Regions from separate parts of the Homo sapiens genome. Here region 1 is linked to region 2. A link is a loop called in an ENCODE intact Hi-C map of the cell type or tissue named here. Cell type or tissue: CD4-positive, alpha-beta T cell. All regions are shown on one strand. Each heading gives the region's core, and the rest is flanking DNA. Links, peaks and the distances in the headings are about the cores only.

The links. Peaks named below come from ENCODE experiments on the same cell type or tissue, not always from the same donor. Only the 100,000 strongest peaks of a DNase experiment are listed, where the experiment ranks them.
Region 1: it touches region 2 in a loop (2.3-fold over the local background); 3 of 110 quality-filtered maps call a loop at or near these places.

The regions. Positions count from the first base shown.
Region 1 is chr1:150,618,914-150,626,193 of GRCh38, reverse strand. It overlaps ENSA (endosulfine alpha), which reads left to right. Exons shown (of 4, transcript NM_004436.4): 3 at 386-552; 4 at 3,335-4,069. The coding sequence ends at 3,350. Among named protein-coding and RNA genes, the nearest start is that of ENSA, 7.1 kb to the left of the region's middle. RefSeq lists an enhancer at 1-19 and a silencer at 3,247-3,541. In CD4-positive, alpha-beta T cell, for the core only: CTCF peaks have their summits at 4,262, 4,483 (motif pointing right), 5,992 and 6,197 (motif pointing left); DNase peaks (open chromatin) are centred at 4,513 and 6,183; H3K27ac peaks cover 1,351 bases.
Region 2 is chr1:151,149,820-151,158,865 of GRCh38, reverse strand. TNFAIP8L2-SCNM1 (TNFAIP8L2-SCNM1 readthrough) reads right to left here and starts at 2,217. Exons shown (of 7, transcript NR_144937.2): 1 at 2,144-2,217. TNFAIP8L2 (TNF alpha induced protein 8 like 2) reads right to left here and starts at 2,217. Exons shown (of 2, transcript NM_024575.5): 1 at 2,144-2,217; 2 at 1-200. The coding sequence starts at 168. It also overlaps a transcript of LYSMD1 not described here. In CD4-positive, alpha-beta T cell, for the core only: CTCF peaks have their summits at 2,450 and 2,657 (motif pointing right); DNase peaks (open chromatin) are centred at 1,505, 2,245 and 2,675; H3K4me3 peaks cover 2,437 bases; H3K27ac peaks cover 2,250 bases.

The sequences.
Region 1 (7,280 bases), core at 2,204-7,203, 530 kb after region 2:
CTTATTCATTTCTGTTTCTCCAGTTCCAGGCTATTGCCCTGTACCCAGTAAGGTCCTCAGTTACCCTTTATGAATAAGTGATTTTGGTGGAACGATCCTCTACTGAGTGGAGTACAAAGGATGGCAGGGGCTATCCCTTGACTCCAAAACTATATACTCTAGCTGGGAAATTGCTTATGTACCTGAAAAAGTCAGAACACACTGGGGAGAAGACATAAGTACATGTAATTAATGTTAAACTGTGTATGCATGAGGTTAATCAAGGAAGACTTCTTGAAAGATCCGAGTGTGCATGAGGGTTTATAATGGATGTGAGATGTGAGTCTCCTTGTTTTTGAGGAAGGCCAGAGTCCTCACTCACCTAAACCTCCCTCTTATCTCTTAGCAAAAGTACTTTGACTCAGGAGACTACAACATGGCCAAAGCCAAGATGAAGAATAAGCAGCTGCCAAGTGCAGGACCAGACAAGAACCTGGTGACTGGTGATCACATCCCCACCCCACAGGATCTGCCCCAGAGAAAGTCCTCGCTCGTCACCAGCAAGCTTGCGGGGTAACCTGAGCCCCCCTCTCCTCCCCTTCCTCAACCACTGGACGTTTATATATTATAGGCAGGGATGAAATGGGCACCTAGTCAGATCTTCTCAGCTTGCTAGCCAGAAATGACTGTGATTCTGCTGGGGGCTGCTGAGAAGGTAATGTAGGTTGAAAAGGGGCTCTAAGTTTATTTATTTCGTTAGATTGACACTTCCACACACTCCCTGTAGTCCAGGTAGGGCCCAGAAATAGGAAAGGCTAGGATTGGATAATGCTGCAAATGCTTTTTTTGTGTGAGAAACTGGAGAGATGTGATTTCTCCTTTTGGGAGAGAATGTCCCAAAATTGATTAGGCTGAGCCTTGGGAATAGTTTGGCAGGTTTAACATCCCAAGGCTAACCTAACGTAGTTGGGAAAGGTAGATTGAATGAGACATGTTTTCTGTGCTTCTAAGTGTTCTGTCCCTTAGGCTGCTATTGCTTCATGTTTCCATTATGGCAGGTTTAGAGAATCCTTAAAAAGAAAAATTGACTTGCTTGCCTAAAACTACAGTGCCCCCTTAGCCTCCATTACTTAGTATCTCTTACAGTTTGCTCTGGCTCTCAAATAATATAAAGATTGATGAACATTATTCACAGAAAATGGGCACCTTCTCTCTCTCTTCCAGCATGTTGCTTTTGAAAGTATCATGGGATAGTGGGACGAGCACTGGTTTAGGAGTCAAGATATCTGGGTTCTCACTCTACTCAGTCCCAGCAGAGCTGTTGTATAACCTTGATTAAGTCATTTAGCCTCTCTGGATTTCTATTTCCTCATCTGTAAAATAGAGTTAAATGTATGTAAGATTGATTCTGATTCTGAAGTCTTAACTGCCAGCAGAAAAACTCCATACTGTTCATTGTAAAACTAAAAGTGAGGAAGGCTCGTGGGTGGTGAACCTCTGCTCTGTAATACTGGGAAAGTACTACAGAGGGGAACCATTTGAGGGATACATGAGGAGAGAGTAAATTGAGGTTTGGGGATTATAAATTCAGGCAAGAGAACCTTATAGATATCACAGTCTTGAGGGTCAAAAAAAAATACTTAGGAAGCTAGCCATGGAAGCTTCTTGCCTCTGACCCAGCCCACTTTCCCAGCCTACCTCTGGGCCTTAGCTGCTAAAAAGCTTCTCTGGCAGCGGAGCTGCAGGCCTGAGGAAACATGCTCAGTCATGCACATGTGTTGACCCATGTTTCAGATGCAGTCTGATGCCAGGTATATTGTTAGGGAAAGAGGAAGAAGGGTAAACTGAGCTAGCCCCTGGGGCTGAGTACTCCTGCAGGGCTGGAGGAACAGGTTCTTAGAAGATGATTCACCTTGGAGGAAGCTGGGGAAAGTGGTTAGGGAGGGAGAGGAGGAAGACTGAGAAATCTCTGCATCCCCAGAACTCAGCAACCCAGCTCTTTTATCATGAGGAGAGGTAGCCATGCTGACTCATGAACAGGTGGAGGAAAGGGGTTGCAGGTGACCAGCATCTTCAATCTAGTTACCACCAGCTTGGCTAGAATTTTATTGAACGCAACTTGCTAGTTATGACAGAGAGGACCAGGGTGAGAACTAATGCTCAAGAGAGCAAGATTCTGTAATCCTCTTGCCCTCTCACATCACAAATTCTGATATGCCAAACATTTGGCCCAATGAGAATGACTGATAGACTTGCTGATGTGCATGTGGGGGGATGAGGTGTGTATATGCCTTTCTCCTGACTGGCCATTCAGTGTTCAGGCTGTCATTCAAATTGGATAGGAGAAAGTTGGTGAGGAAGGAATGGAGAGAGCAGGATCCCTGGACTCCCTGGTCCCCAAACTCCTTGACTGTCACTTGTAATTGTATATAATTTTTGTGTTTCTTGCTCCATTTCCTCATGCTGTCATCCTTAAAGTCCATCTGGGAAGGGGAAAATGCTGAACACCATTGTATAGTTTCTTCAACTGTCCCAGCCATGTTGTACATAGATATGTCATGTTATTATATATATAAATATATATATAATTTTGTACGTTTTCTTCATCTCCGATCTTCTCAAATTCTGTACTTTTTTTCTTTTCTGTCTGAGCTGCCTTCTCTATCATTCAGCTTGAGTCCTCAAGACTACTGGTCACAATGAGTCTGATTTTTAGGAAGGAATAGGAGGAGCAGGGAAATCAGAAAAACTGTTGGTCTCACTCTGTCTCTCTACCTGGTCATCTTCAAGGCTAAGAAAACAAACAAGCTACATTCTGTATTTGCCAGTTTCCACAGCATGAAGTACATAGCTTCCTTAGCAAGGAGTGGTCATTCCAAAATCCAAATGCAAATTGCTTTGATTAAACCTAGATTATTAAATCCATTCAGAACAGCATGTGTGTGGTCTGGTTCTGGCCTCCACACAGTCACCACCTCATCTCTGTGCTACCTCAGTCTTTGCAAGTAGCTGTGGCCATGCCTCTGAAACAGCCTGCTCTGAGCCAGGCAGCTTACCCACCTGGAAACCTCCAGTTATTTTGATCTTATCTAAAGAATTATTTTTCTATGTTTGTTATCCATGGATATCCCAGAAAGGCAGATAACGTTGTTTCGTGGATAGGAAAAGACTGAAATTCTATTTTTTGATTTTTTTTGCAACTCCCTTATGGATAGGATTGAGACATGCCAGGTAGCCTAATGGTTGTTAAATGTGGAGGAATCATGGGGTAGAGACTGGGTTGGAGTTCAGGGTTTTTTTCCCCTATTACTTGACAGTGTTGTTTTTTTTTTTTTTCTTCTGTGTTCGTCCGCAGTGGCCAAGTTGAATGATGCTGCCCGGGGCTCTGCCAGATCCTGAGACGCTTCCCCTCCCTGCCCCACCCGGGTCCTGTGCTGGCTCCTGCCCCTTCCTGCTTTTGCAGCCAGGGGTCAGGAGGTGGCTCGGGTGTGGGCTGGAGAGGCAGAAGCCCTTTCCTGTTGGTGTCCCAGCACATGGAGCCCCTTGGGCTGAGCACCAAGACCTTGAACCTTTTTTGTTTTACCTTTTTTCCAAATAACAGTTGGGAGAAATATCAATGAAATTCTGGGGGTGGGGGTGGGGTTGAAAGGGTGGGGTGGGAGATATGGAGGAGTATGAATTAGGGCTTGGAGTTGGTAAAAACATTCCTGACTATCCTTCTTAACCACGTGGCTGATGTGGGGTAGGTATGAGGGGAAGGAAGTGGAGTAGCCTAATGAAAAGGGGTTCTAGTTGAGCTCTGTAGATAAATGCCTTGTTTCAGTGTGGTTGGAGACCTGGTGTCAGATAAAAGAAACTCCATCCGCACAGACAGATGCAAACAGCTCCTCTAGTTCTGCAGAGCTAGTTGAGAACTCAACATTAATCATTTTAAAAAGTACTGTCCTTGAAATAGATTTGCTGTGGGAAGAAGGGCAGTGAGTGTGGGAGAAAGGAGCCGTGAGCGTGGGGAACCCCACAGAGCCCAAAGGACTTTTTCAGTATTCGAAATAAACAAAACAAAAACCCATGAAAAAACCCAACCCAGAAATATTCTGAAGCAGTTGGTGTGTTTTATTGGGGTTTGGGAGGGGGAAGAAAACAATACTGAAGACATTGTTAATGTGAGATGCGGCTGAGTTCCCCAATACCATCACTTAGGAAAGGGAGCAGGAATGTTGGCATAAACCTTGCCCATCCCTTTGTTTCTGTAACCAATGTAGAAGGTGCATCAACCTCAGTTTGTGGCTCACAAAATGAGGCATTTAAGATATTTGATCTAAATGGTTTCTTGACACCTAAGCCTAGTCCAGGTTTAGCAGAAAAGGAGGCCCAGTCTCCTTTTCCCTCTGTCTTCCATTCCTTTTCAAGTTCCCATGTTTGTGAGGGAGAAATGTGACAAACCAAAAGAAATATATTATTTCTTTGTAATAAGCCAAAAGAAACTCAAGTCTTTCTGCTGGTGGCCAGCAGGAGGCAGAGTGATTTCTTTCCTCATGATGTGCCAATCTGCATTGCTGGAAACCTGCTACTGAAAGAAGTTAAAAGCTGCCTGTGAATGTAACGTACAAAAGAAAGGTTACCAAAGGAGAAAAAACTCCAGCGGGTGTACGGTGGCTCACGCCTATAATTCCAGCACTTTGGGAGGCCAAGGTGGGTGGATCACTTGAGGTCAGGAGTTTGAGACCAGCCTAGCCAACATGGTGAAACCCCATCTCTACTAAAAATACAAAAATTAGCCGGGCGTGGCGGCACATGCCTATAATCCCACTTACTTGGGAGGCTGAGGTAGGAGAATCGCTTGAACCCAGGAGGCAGAGTTTGCAGTGAGCCGAGATTGTGCCATTGCACTCCAGCCTGGGCGACAGAGCGAGACTCCATCTAAAAAAAATAAATGAATAAAATAAAACAAGTACAAATTTAAACTAGAGACACAAGTTAATGGTGTTTATTGTGGTGGGGTTAGTGAGCCATCCCATGATTTCCTCCTGAGTATGTTATCCCTGGTTTGTGTTTGCCAGCTGGGGAATGAGGTGAGGTCTATGAGGCTGAATGTGGGATCATTCAATTTCTTTCTTTCTTTCTTTTTTTTTTTTTTTTTAGAGGCAGGATCTTGCTCAGTCACCCAGAATGGAGTGCAGGGTGCAAACACTCACTGTAGCCTCAACCTCCTGGGCTCAAGTAATCTTCCCATCTCAGCCTCCCAAGTAGCTGGGACTACAAGCACACACCACCACACCTGGCTAATTATTTTTTGTAGAGATGAGGATTCACCATGTTGTCCAGGTGAGTCTCAGAACACAGGCTTAAGCACTCTTCCCATCTCAGCCTCCCAAAGTGCTGGGATTACAGGCATAAGCCACTGCGCCTGGCTGAGAATATATTTTCATCCTTTCTTTTGTAGAGAGGATCTCGTTTTGTTGTGTAGGCTGCTCCTGAACTCCTGGCCTCAAGCAGTCTTTCCACCTCAGCCTCCCAAAGTGCAGGGATTACAGGTGTGAACCACTACACCCAGCAGTTAGTGCAATTTCATTTTAATACAAGTGAGGAAATTAAGGTATAGAGATAAGTTACTTGTAAAGTAGAAAAGCTAGTTAGCTGAAGAGCTTGAGTTAGTATCTTAGGCTTTTATATTATTTCTTCCCACTATTCCTGGCTTCCCTGGTCCTCAATTTTAATTTGTGGCCTTAAGAAGCCTGGGGTGCCAAAAATGTTTGGGGCTATCTGTATTTCATGTTACTCCTTAGCCTTTTTTTTTTCCTTTTAGTTCTTCACCACTGCACACTTGGCAGGATGTATCCCATTTTAAAACTTGACAGTCCATCTCCTTCACTCCCATACTGTAGGGCTAGGCAAGCAAAGCAAACTGATTCTGCAATGCTTCTAATAGTTATTCCTGCTCATTATTTTAGCTAGATGTATTCTAAAGTCTTTATCCCAAAGAGTTGAATCAAAGGTTCTTCCACTCCTCCAACCTGATTGTGCTGACAAGCCACTAAGCTGAGCCATCTAATATACAGGGTGGCAGGGATGAAGTCACCGTTACTGTCCAACAGCTTTTATTTTAAGCTGGTGTGGGCTGGGCATATCAAAGACAGGCAAAGAAAAATAACTTGGAGAGTTGCCATTGAGGATATATCCACAGTGAGCCAACAGCACCCACACAAGCAGCCCTCGTCTGTATAATGCCCTCTACTGGGTCTTGAGGGAGATTAAAAAGAAAGATCTCTTCCATCCTGGGGAACCTGAGATATGACAGCAGCACACAAATACAGGCAGATTTATAGTTCTAAGCAGAGTTCCAGTAGCTAAGCTAAGGGAAGGAGAGTCAGGAGATAAGCTGTTAGCTGAATTTTATTAAAGACAGATGACTTCACTAGTAAAGATAAAGTGGGACCTCCCGTGGTTGGGCTGCAATATTTTAAGTCCCAAGTGACTGCTGAATACTCGCTTTGCAGTTGGAAAAATAAGCTGTTTTTGGCCAGATAAACAGTGTAAGAGGTCATCTCTGCTCTAGAGGAACATGTAACCTAATTGAGACACTTCTACATATAATGCAAGATAGCATATGGTTAGTCAAGTAGTAGAATTCTGAGAAGAGAAAATCTGACTGGACTCATTAGGTAAACATAAGTGGTGGAAATGGACATTTAACTGGGCCTTGAAAGGTGGGTAGTATTTAAACAGTGCAGTTACTTAATAAGTGTCCACAATATGCCTGGCATTGTGCTAAAATACAAGGTAAATTGTATGTGGCTGCCTCTTTCAAGGAGATTACATTGTAGTGGTGACCTACACATGAAGAAATCATATTACAGTGTTAAACTTACAGCAGTGGTGGTCTAGCTATACAGAGGAATAGGGACAAGTAATTAATTAATAATAGTTGCTTTTTTTTTTTTTTTTTTCTGAGACAGAGTCTCACTTCGTCACTGGAGTGTAGTGGTGTGATCTTGGCTCACTGGAACCTCCACCTCTGGGTTCAAGTGATTCTGCCTCACCCTACGGAGTAGCTGGGATTACAGGCATGTGCCACCATGCCCTGCTAATTTTTGTATTTTTGGTAGAGATGGTGTATCACCATGTTGGCCAGGCCAGTCTTGAACTCCTCACCTCAAGTGATCCACCCACCTCAGCCTCCCAAAGTGCTGGGATTGCAGGCTTGAGCCACTGCTCCTGGCCTGTTGGTTTTTTTTTCTTTTTAAGACAGAGTCTCACTCTTGTCGCCCAGGCTGGAGTGCAGTAGTGAGATCTCAACTCAC
Region 2 (9,046 bases), core at 296-5,295:
GGCCTGGGGCCGGCTGTGCGTGTACTCCTTGGACACACGGTAGAGCTCATCTAGCACCTCACTGCTTGTCTCATCTATGAAGAGATGAGCCACAGAGCGACCCGCCATCTTACTCAGTAGCTTCTTCTCTGCTTGCAGTGCCAGGCTCTTTGAGCTGAAGGACTCCATGGGTCCTGGAGAGTGGGGTATGTGGTCAGTCACTAGAAGAAAGGCCACAGGCTTCCTTAGAAAGAGAGAAATGGCTTTTCCCTTTTCTGTTGCTTCTTTAGTTTCCATGTCATCATCATCTTTGTTTGTCATCCTCTCCGCCCCCTGGGGCCCCTCAGTCCTCTATGCCTTGCTCCTGCCTGCTTTTTCCCCTTAGTGCTGTAGCAAATCTTGACTCCAAAACAGCCCACGGGAGTGGCGATAGCCCCGGCTGGAGGAATGTGGGCACACGGGAGGCTAGCCTAGCACAAGTTACATCTCAAGGGGAAGTAGGCTGTTGCTGCTGCAGTGAAGACAGGGCTTACCTGACAGATAATTCTTTTTTTTTTTTTTTTTGAGACGGAGTCTTGCTTTGTCACCCAGGCTGGAGTGCAGTGGTGTGATCTCTGTTCACTGCAACCTCCACCTCCCGGGTTCAAGCTATTCTCCTGCCTCAGCTTCCCAAGTAGTTGGGATTACAGGCACCCACCACCACGCCCGGCTAATTTTTGTATTTTTAGTAGAGACAGCGTTTCACCATGTTGGCCAGACTGGTCTCGAACTCCTGACCTCATGATCTGCCCACCTCGGCCTCCCAAAGTGCCGGGAATACAGGCGTGAGCCACCACGCCCAGCCTGACAGAATTCTTACAGCTACCATTTTTGGACACTGACTCTGTGCCATATGTCTGTGTGGCATAGATATTACCATCCTTGTTTTACAGCTAAGCAAATGATACTTACATTAAGTAATTTACCCAAGATCAAACGCAACTCATTTTTTGGCCCCCAAAGCCAGTGGCAGCTAGTGCACTATACTTCCTTTAAAGTAAGAAGCATAAGCATCCCAGGAATCCTAATAGGAGTAATAACTAACATTTACTGAGAACCTACTATATGCAAGTGCTTTACGTCAGTCATCTTAGCCTTCCCAATCCTGTGTAAGGTTAGGGTAGGTATCCCCATTTTGCAATGAGAAAACTGAAGCGAAGAGAAATATAGCAATTTGGCCAAAGTCACTAGTAAATTATAAAGATGGGCTTCAAACCAAATAATCCAGAGAAACCTCCTTCCCCGGAATGCTCCCAGTGTGGTTAAAGCACACTGAGGAAGCACGAGAAGCCAACACCTCAAGAAGGGCAGGCAGTCCTGAAGGTCTGAGCCTTCTGCTACACTGAACTCAGGACCCTCTTGGTGGCATATCAGCTCCATGTGTCCAGGGTTCTCTCCCCATGGTCTTCGCCTGTGGTTCTTCTGGTTGTTTTGCTTCTTACTTCCCCCTCCTCTGCTCTGCAGGATGTGGCTGTGACCGCAGTGAGGAGCAGCCTCGCCCTCTCCCCCAAACCAAAATGGGAGTCTGAAGAGGCAGAGGAGGTGGAGACTGTGGGGGTTTTTTTCCCCAGCTGAATCCTTCCAGTGGAAACCTGAACCTTGCTTTGCTCCCAGCTTGCCTTGGGGCTTTCTGGACCATGCTCCCCAGCCGGAAGAGGAGATTGCTCCATGTGAGCCTTCCTTCCTCCTTGGCCTTCCTGTTACCCAGCTCTCCATTGCCCCCATTGCCGTCTCACATTTATTCCGCTGTCTTCTCCCTCTCTCCCTGTTTCAGTCTCCCTTTTTCTCTTGTCTGGGTCCTCCCTATGATCCTCTGGCCTGGCCATACTCTCCCTCTGGCCCTTACCCATCTATCTCCTTGTTTCCTAAGATTTCCTTGCATTTCGCACACATCCATATGGATGTGGATCCACCTGCATCCCTCAGCCCTGCCCCCACCGCATCCAAAACCAGGTCTTTCAGAGGCTGCCTTGCCACCAGAAAAACTAAGCTAAGCTCTACAAAGGACCCAAGAATTGTACAAGCGAGAGTTTCACAATATGAAAAGCTAAGACTGAAAGAGCTAGAGATTCCTCTGCCACCATTACCCCTAAAGTCTACCATTCTGTCACTGCCGGTCCCTCACCTGCTGTGCTGGGTGCCAGTCTTGCCTTGGATGTTCCCGGAAAGCTTACAGAATGGAGAAGCTTCACTTAGTGTGAGAGCCCTTTGGCTTGGCCCCACCCCTTGAGCCCCGCCTACCTACTCTCTGCTTAACCTCCGGTTCATCACTTCTGTCACCAAGAAGGCCTATGGCCCAAGAGCAACCTAGAAATAAGACAAAGGTCAAAAAGAGTGGAATTCTGTTGGAAATAGTCTCAATTCTTTGAAGGGGGGAAAGGGATTTGCATCCTCCACTCTCAAATTGCTTCTTTCTTTTCTTGCTGCCCAGTTCCTGAAGATCCTGTCCTTACATTTCTACAGTACTGGGAAGGATGTAAAGCCCAAATTTCTGGGGTAGGAGGTCAGTGGGAAAAGTTCTGAAGATTGAAAGGTGGTGCTGTGGGGCAAGTATTTAATATATTATTCCAGTGATTGCCAGGTAAGAGCACAGACTGTCACAACCCTTAATACTGAAGGGAGGAAGGTGCTGGGACCAGGGCTGCTGCACCACAGGTGACCAGCAGGTGCCAGCACAGCACTGAATCACTAGCGTAGAGGAACAAGCCTACTGAGTTGCCTTTTTTTTTTTTTTTTTTTTTTTTTTTGAGACAGAGTTTTGCTCTTGTTGCCCAGGCTGGAGTGCAATGGGGTGATCTCGGCTCACTGCAACCTCTGCCTCCCGGGTTCAAGTGATTCTCCTGCCTCAACCTCCCAAGTAGCTGAAATTACAGGCCTGTGCCACCATGCCTGGCTTATTTTGTATTTTTAGTAGAGACGGTTTCACCATGTTGGCCAGGATCGTCTTGAACTCCTGACCTCAGGTGATCCACCTTGGCCTTCCAGAGTGCTGGGATTACAGGTGTGAGCCAACGCACCCCGCAGGGCCTACTGAGTAGGCTACTGTAGTAGCTACTTTGTAGCTGCTAAAGGGATACAAAATGAGGGGAAGCCACAATTGGGTTTTGTTTGTTTGTTTGTTGTTTTGTTTTTGAGATAGGGTCTCACTCTGTCGCCCAGGCCACAGTGCAGTGGCATCATCACAGCTGACTGCAGCCTTGACCTCCTGGGCTCAAGAGCTCTTCCTACTTCAGCCTCCCAAGTAGCTGGGACCAGAGGCTCACAAGCCTTCCTTTTTTTTGTAGAGAGGAGGGTCTAACTATGTTGCCCAGGCTGAACTTCTAAGCTCAAGCAATCCTCCTACCTTAGTCTCCCAAAGTGTTGGGATTACAGGCGTGAGCCACTGCACCCATCCTGGAAGTCACAGTTGTTGAATGAGACAAAAACACTTGCTATCAAGAATCTTATGGGGAATCTGGCGAGGGAAATAAGCTTAAACATAAAGAACAGTAATACTAGTCAAACAATGCCATTAACTTTAATGGAGATTTAAATAATTTTGAGAGTAAAGAAGCTTAATTATGATAGGGCTGAAGAGGTAGACTTGGAAAGATAGATTCAACTACTTAATAGCCAGAGATGGGGAAGAAGTCCCAGATGATGGGGACGGCATAAGCACATGCAGGAAAAAAACAAAATACAGGACGTTCTCAGGAAGTGGTGATTTATGTCTGGAATGTAAGTTGTTTGAGAGATAAGTGAAGAAGGAAAAAGATCAGATCATGGCAAACTTTAAAAAAGTTGCCCCAGGCCGGGCGCGGTGGCTCATGACTGTAATCCCAGCACTTTGGGAAGCCAAGGTGGGTGGATCACCTGAGGTCAGAAGTTTGAGACCAGCCTGGCCAACGTGGTGAAACCCTGTCTCGGCTGGGCATGGTGGCTCACACCTGTAATCCCAGCACTTTGGGACACCGAGGTGGGCGGATCACGAGGTTAGGAGATCAAGACCATCCTGGCTAACATGGTGAAACCCCATCTCTACTAAAAATACAAAAATTAGCTGGGCATGATGGCACATGCCTGTAGTCCCAGCTACTCGGGAAGCTGAGGCAGGAGATTCGCTTGAACCAGGGAGGCAGAGGTTGTAGTGAGCCGAGATCGCGCCTCTGCCCTCCAGCCTGGTGATAGAGTGAGACTCGGTCTCCAAAAAAAGAAAAGAAAAAAGAAAAAGAATAAAGGGAATAAAAATATAAGAAGATGCAAATACAATAATAACTTCTGGATTCAGAATTCTGCTACCTAGTCTTTACCTGTTTTCCTCTCCAGCTTCAGACTCCCCTCCCTCCCTCCCTTCCTTCCTCTCTCTCTCTCTTTCTTTCTTTTTTTTTTTGACAGAGTCTTGCTCTGTCCCTGTCACCCAGGCTGGAGTGCAGTGATGCGATTTCAGCTCACTGCAACCTCTGCCTCCCAGGTTCAAGTGATTCTCCTGCCTCAGCCTCCTGAGCAGCTGGGATTACACTGCCACCACACCTGACTAATTTTTGAATTTTTAGTAGAGACAGGGTTTCGCCATGTTGGCCAGGCTGGTCTCGAACTCCTGGCCTCAGGCTATCTGCCCATCTTGGCCTCCCAAAGTGCTGGGATTACAGGCATGAGCCATAGCGCCCGTCTGTAATTTGTGATTTTATTAACTGTCTACCCACTAAGCTCAGATTATCTTTTAGTGTCTACACAGTGCTTGGCACATACTGTGGTCAATAAATATGTGCTGAAAGAATAAAGTCAAAACATATCCAAGAACCAGGATATGAGGGGAAAATGGTAGTAACATAGGAGTCACATGTTATAATGTTCATTTACTTCATTCATGGGGAAGTCTTTTATTTTCTCTCTCATTTTTTTTTTTTTCTTCAATTGAGACAGAGTCTCACTCTGTCGCCCAGGGTGGAGTGCAGTGGTGCAATCTCGGCTCACTGCAACCTCTGCCTCCCGGGTTCAACTGATTCTCTGCCTCAGCCTCCTGAGTAGCTGGGATTTCAAGCACCCACTGCCATGCCTGGCTAATTTTTGTATTTTTAGTAGAGACGGGGTTTCTACCATCTTGGCCAGGCTGGTCTTGAACTCCTGACATCGTGATCCACCCACCTCAGCCTCCCAAAGTGCTGGGATTACAGGCATGAGCCACCACACCTGGCCAAGAACAATTTTTTTTTCGAGATGGAGTCTCGCTCTGTCACCCAGGCTGGAGTGCAGCGGCGTGATCTCGGCTCACTGCAACCTCCACCTCCCGGATTCAAGCAATTCTCCTGCCTTAGCCTCCCGAGTAGCTGGGATTACAGGCATGTGCCACCATGCCCAGCTAATTTTTTTGTATTTTAAGTAGAGATGGGGTTTCACCATATTGGCCAGGCTGGTCTCGAACTCCTGACCTTGTGATCCACCCACCTCGACCTCCCAAAGTGCTGGGATTACAGGCGTGAGCCACTGCGCCTGGCCACAAATTTTTTTTAGAGATAGGGTCTTGCTATCTTGCCCAGGCTGGAGTACAGTGGCTCACACTGCTCACTGCAGCCTTGGACTCCTGGACTCAAACAGACCTCCTGCCTCAATCTCCCAAAGTGCTGAGATTACAGGAGTGAGTCACTGTGTACCCTGGCCAAATGACGGTATCTTAAATGTGCAAAACACTTTTGAATTTGCAAAATGTTTCACCTACAGGATCTTATTTGATCCTAAGAAGTAGGCAGGAAGGTAGTATGTCCACTTACAGAAGACAGAATCAGACTTAGAGATAAGTAGTTTATCCAAAGCCATACTCCAGAGATGAATCTAGCTAAGTCTCAATGACTTTCAATGGTGCTCTTTCCACTGTATAATCTACAGGAAGTGAATAGTACTTTTTTGAGCAATTTCTACTTTGAAGCAAAATGAAGATATTTTGCACTTAATTGGATAAACTTCAGTTATTTGGAAAAGTATTCAGGATGGAACAGTCCGATGTTTGTTTTAGGTGAGGTTTTACCATGGTTAAGATCAATACTCTCATATCAGTTCAGAAAGAGTAAGTTTAGTGTGATTTAAAGCAGTCAAGTAAGTCAGCCTGACATAGCTGGAGATAGTTCACAGCTTTTACTCTTTTTTTGTTTGGGGTATTTATTTATTTATTTATGAGATCGAGTCTCACACTGTCGCCCAGGCTGGAGTGCAGTGGCATGATCTCGGCTCACTGCAACCTCTGCCTCCTGGGTTCAAGTGATTCTCCTGCCTCAGCCTCCCAAGTAGCTGGGATTACAGGCGCGCACCCCCACGCCCGGCTAATTTTTGTATTTTTAGTAGAGACGGGGTTTCACTATGTTGGCCAGGCTGGTCTTGAACTCCTGACCTCATGATTCGCCCAGCTCGGCCTCCCGAAGTGCTGGGATTACAGGTGTGAACCACCGTGCCTGTCCTATTTTTATTTATTTACTTTTTTGAGATGGAGTCTCACTCTGTCGCCCAGGCTGGAGTGCAGTGGCACGATCTCGGCTCACTGCAACCTCTGCCTCCCAGGTTCAAGCTATTCTCCTGCCTCAGCCTCCTGAGTAGCTGGGATTACAGGCGCGCGCTACCACGCCCAGCTAATTTTTTGTATTTTTAATCGACACGGGGTTTCACCATGTTAGCCAGGATGGTCTCGATCTCCTGACCTCATGATTCGCCTGCCTTGGCCTCCCAAAATGCTGGGATTACAGAAATGAGCCACCATACCTGGCTTGTTTTTTTTTTGTTTTTGTTTTTTGTTGTTGTTGTTGTTTTTCCTCTGAGCCATAGGATGTTTGTTTGTTTTTAATCTTTGATGCATTTATTTCTTCCTCTACTTACTGTATGCCAGGCATTACAATTAAGTGCTGGGGATAAAAAGATAAAAGACAAGCTTCCTGTCTTTTTTTTTTTTTTTTTAAGATGGAGTTTCGCTCTTGTTGCTCAGGCCAGAGTGCAATGGCGCGATCTTGCCTCATGGCAACCTCCACCTCCCGGGTTCAAGTGATTCTCCTGCCTCAGCCTCCTGAGTAGCTGGGACTACAGGCGCCCGCCACCATGCCCGGCTAATTTTGTATTTTTAGTAGAGACGGGGTTTCTCTATGTCGGTCAGGCTGGTCTTGAACTCCCAACCTTAGGTGATCTGCCCACCTTAGCCTCCCAAAGTGCTGGGATTATAGGTGTGAGCCACTGCGCCTGGCTACTTCCTGTCTTTAGACTAAGTGGTAAACATGAAAAATCCAAATGGAAGTATCCAATAAGCAATTGTATACATGAGTCTAGAACTCAGGAGAAAGACCTGAGTTGAACACCTAGATTTTATGGTAAGCAACATATAAACAGTTTATTGTGGCCGGGCGCAGTGGCTCACACCTGTAATCCCAGCACTTTGGGAGGCCCAGGCGGGCGGATCATGAGGTCAGAAGATCGAGACCATCCTGGCTAACACGGTGAAACCCTGTGTCTACTGAAAATACAAAAAAAAAAAAAAAATTAGCTGGGCATGGTGGCAGGTGCCTGTAGTCCCAGCTACTCTGGAGGCTGAGGCAGGAGAATGGTGTGAACCCGGGAGGCGGAACTTGCAGTGAGCCGAGTGAGCCACTGCACTCTAGCCTAGGTGACAGAGGGAGACTCATCTCAAAACAAAACAAAACAAAACAGTTTATTGTAACTGTTGGTTTTGTAACTGTTCTCATTGTCGGATTATCTTGACCAATGAGAATGGGTAGAGAAGAAAGAGGTGGCTAAGGACATGACCATAGGGAACACCAGCATTTAGAGAGGTCAGAGAAGGCTAAGAAAGGTCATATTAGGCTGGGTGTGGTGGCTCACACCTGTAATCCCAACACTTTGGAGGCTGAGGTGGGCAGATCGCTTGAGGTCAGGAGTTCGAGACCAGCCTGGCCAACATGGCGAAACCCTGTCTCTACTAAAAATATAAAAATTAGCTGGGCGTGGTGGTGGGCGCCTGTAATCCCAGCTACTCGGGAGGCTGAGATGGAGAAGCGCTTGAACCCAGGAGGTGGAGGTTGCAGTGAGTGAGCCAAGATTATGCTACTGCACTCCAGCCTGGGGCGACAGAGTGAGTCTCTGTCTCAAAAAAAAAAAAAAAAGAAAAGAAAAGAAAAGAAAAGCCATATTAATAGAAGTGAAACTATCCATTCATTAAAAATACATATTTATTAAGCCCCTAGTCTTTGTTAAGAGAAAGAGGGACCTCAGGAGCCAAAAGAAGAAAGCATTTCAAGGAGGGGGGAGTCAACAGGTCAAATGGCACAGAGAGGGCAAAAGGATAAAGACTGAAGAGTTGTTCATTGAATGTGACCAGGAGGTCGTTGGTGGCCTTAATGAGAGCAATCTCAGTGGACTGATGGGGACAAAAACTAAAATGATTGAGAATGAGAATCATGAAAATGGATATAGCAAGTATAGGTAACTCTAGAAGCTTAGTTATGAAGGGAAGAGAAATCGAGTGATGACTGGGTGCAGACAAGGATCAAGAGAAAGTTTGGAATGTTTTCCTTTTAATCATGGGAATTACTTGAGCATGTGTATATGCTAAGGGGAAAATATCAGTAGAAAAGGACAGGTTAAGACTGGGAATGGTGGCTGACGCCGGTAATCCCAGCAGTTCGAGAGGCCGAGGCAGGAGAATCACTTGAGCCTAGGAGTTCAAGACCAGCCTGGGCAACACAATGAGACTCTGCCTCTATTTTTTTTTTAAGTTAATACTTTCTGTGTGCAGGCACTATGCTACAAGGAAAGGATACAGTGTTGAGCAAGATAGACAACCAGGGACTGCATACAACTTACAGTAAAGTCATAGGTGAACCTTCGACAGGTGATACGGATGGCATTCACTAGGATGAGAGAGACATGATGCAGGTAAGTATATCTGTAGGGAGCAAAAAGTTGGTGGAATTCTCACTTTATTATCTCTGTTTTCTCTGAAGACGGATGAGGGTTTTCCTGAGATGAACAAGGAAATGGTAAGGAAAGGAACTTGCAAAAAAAGGAGGAAGTTTGAAAT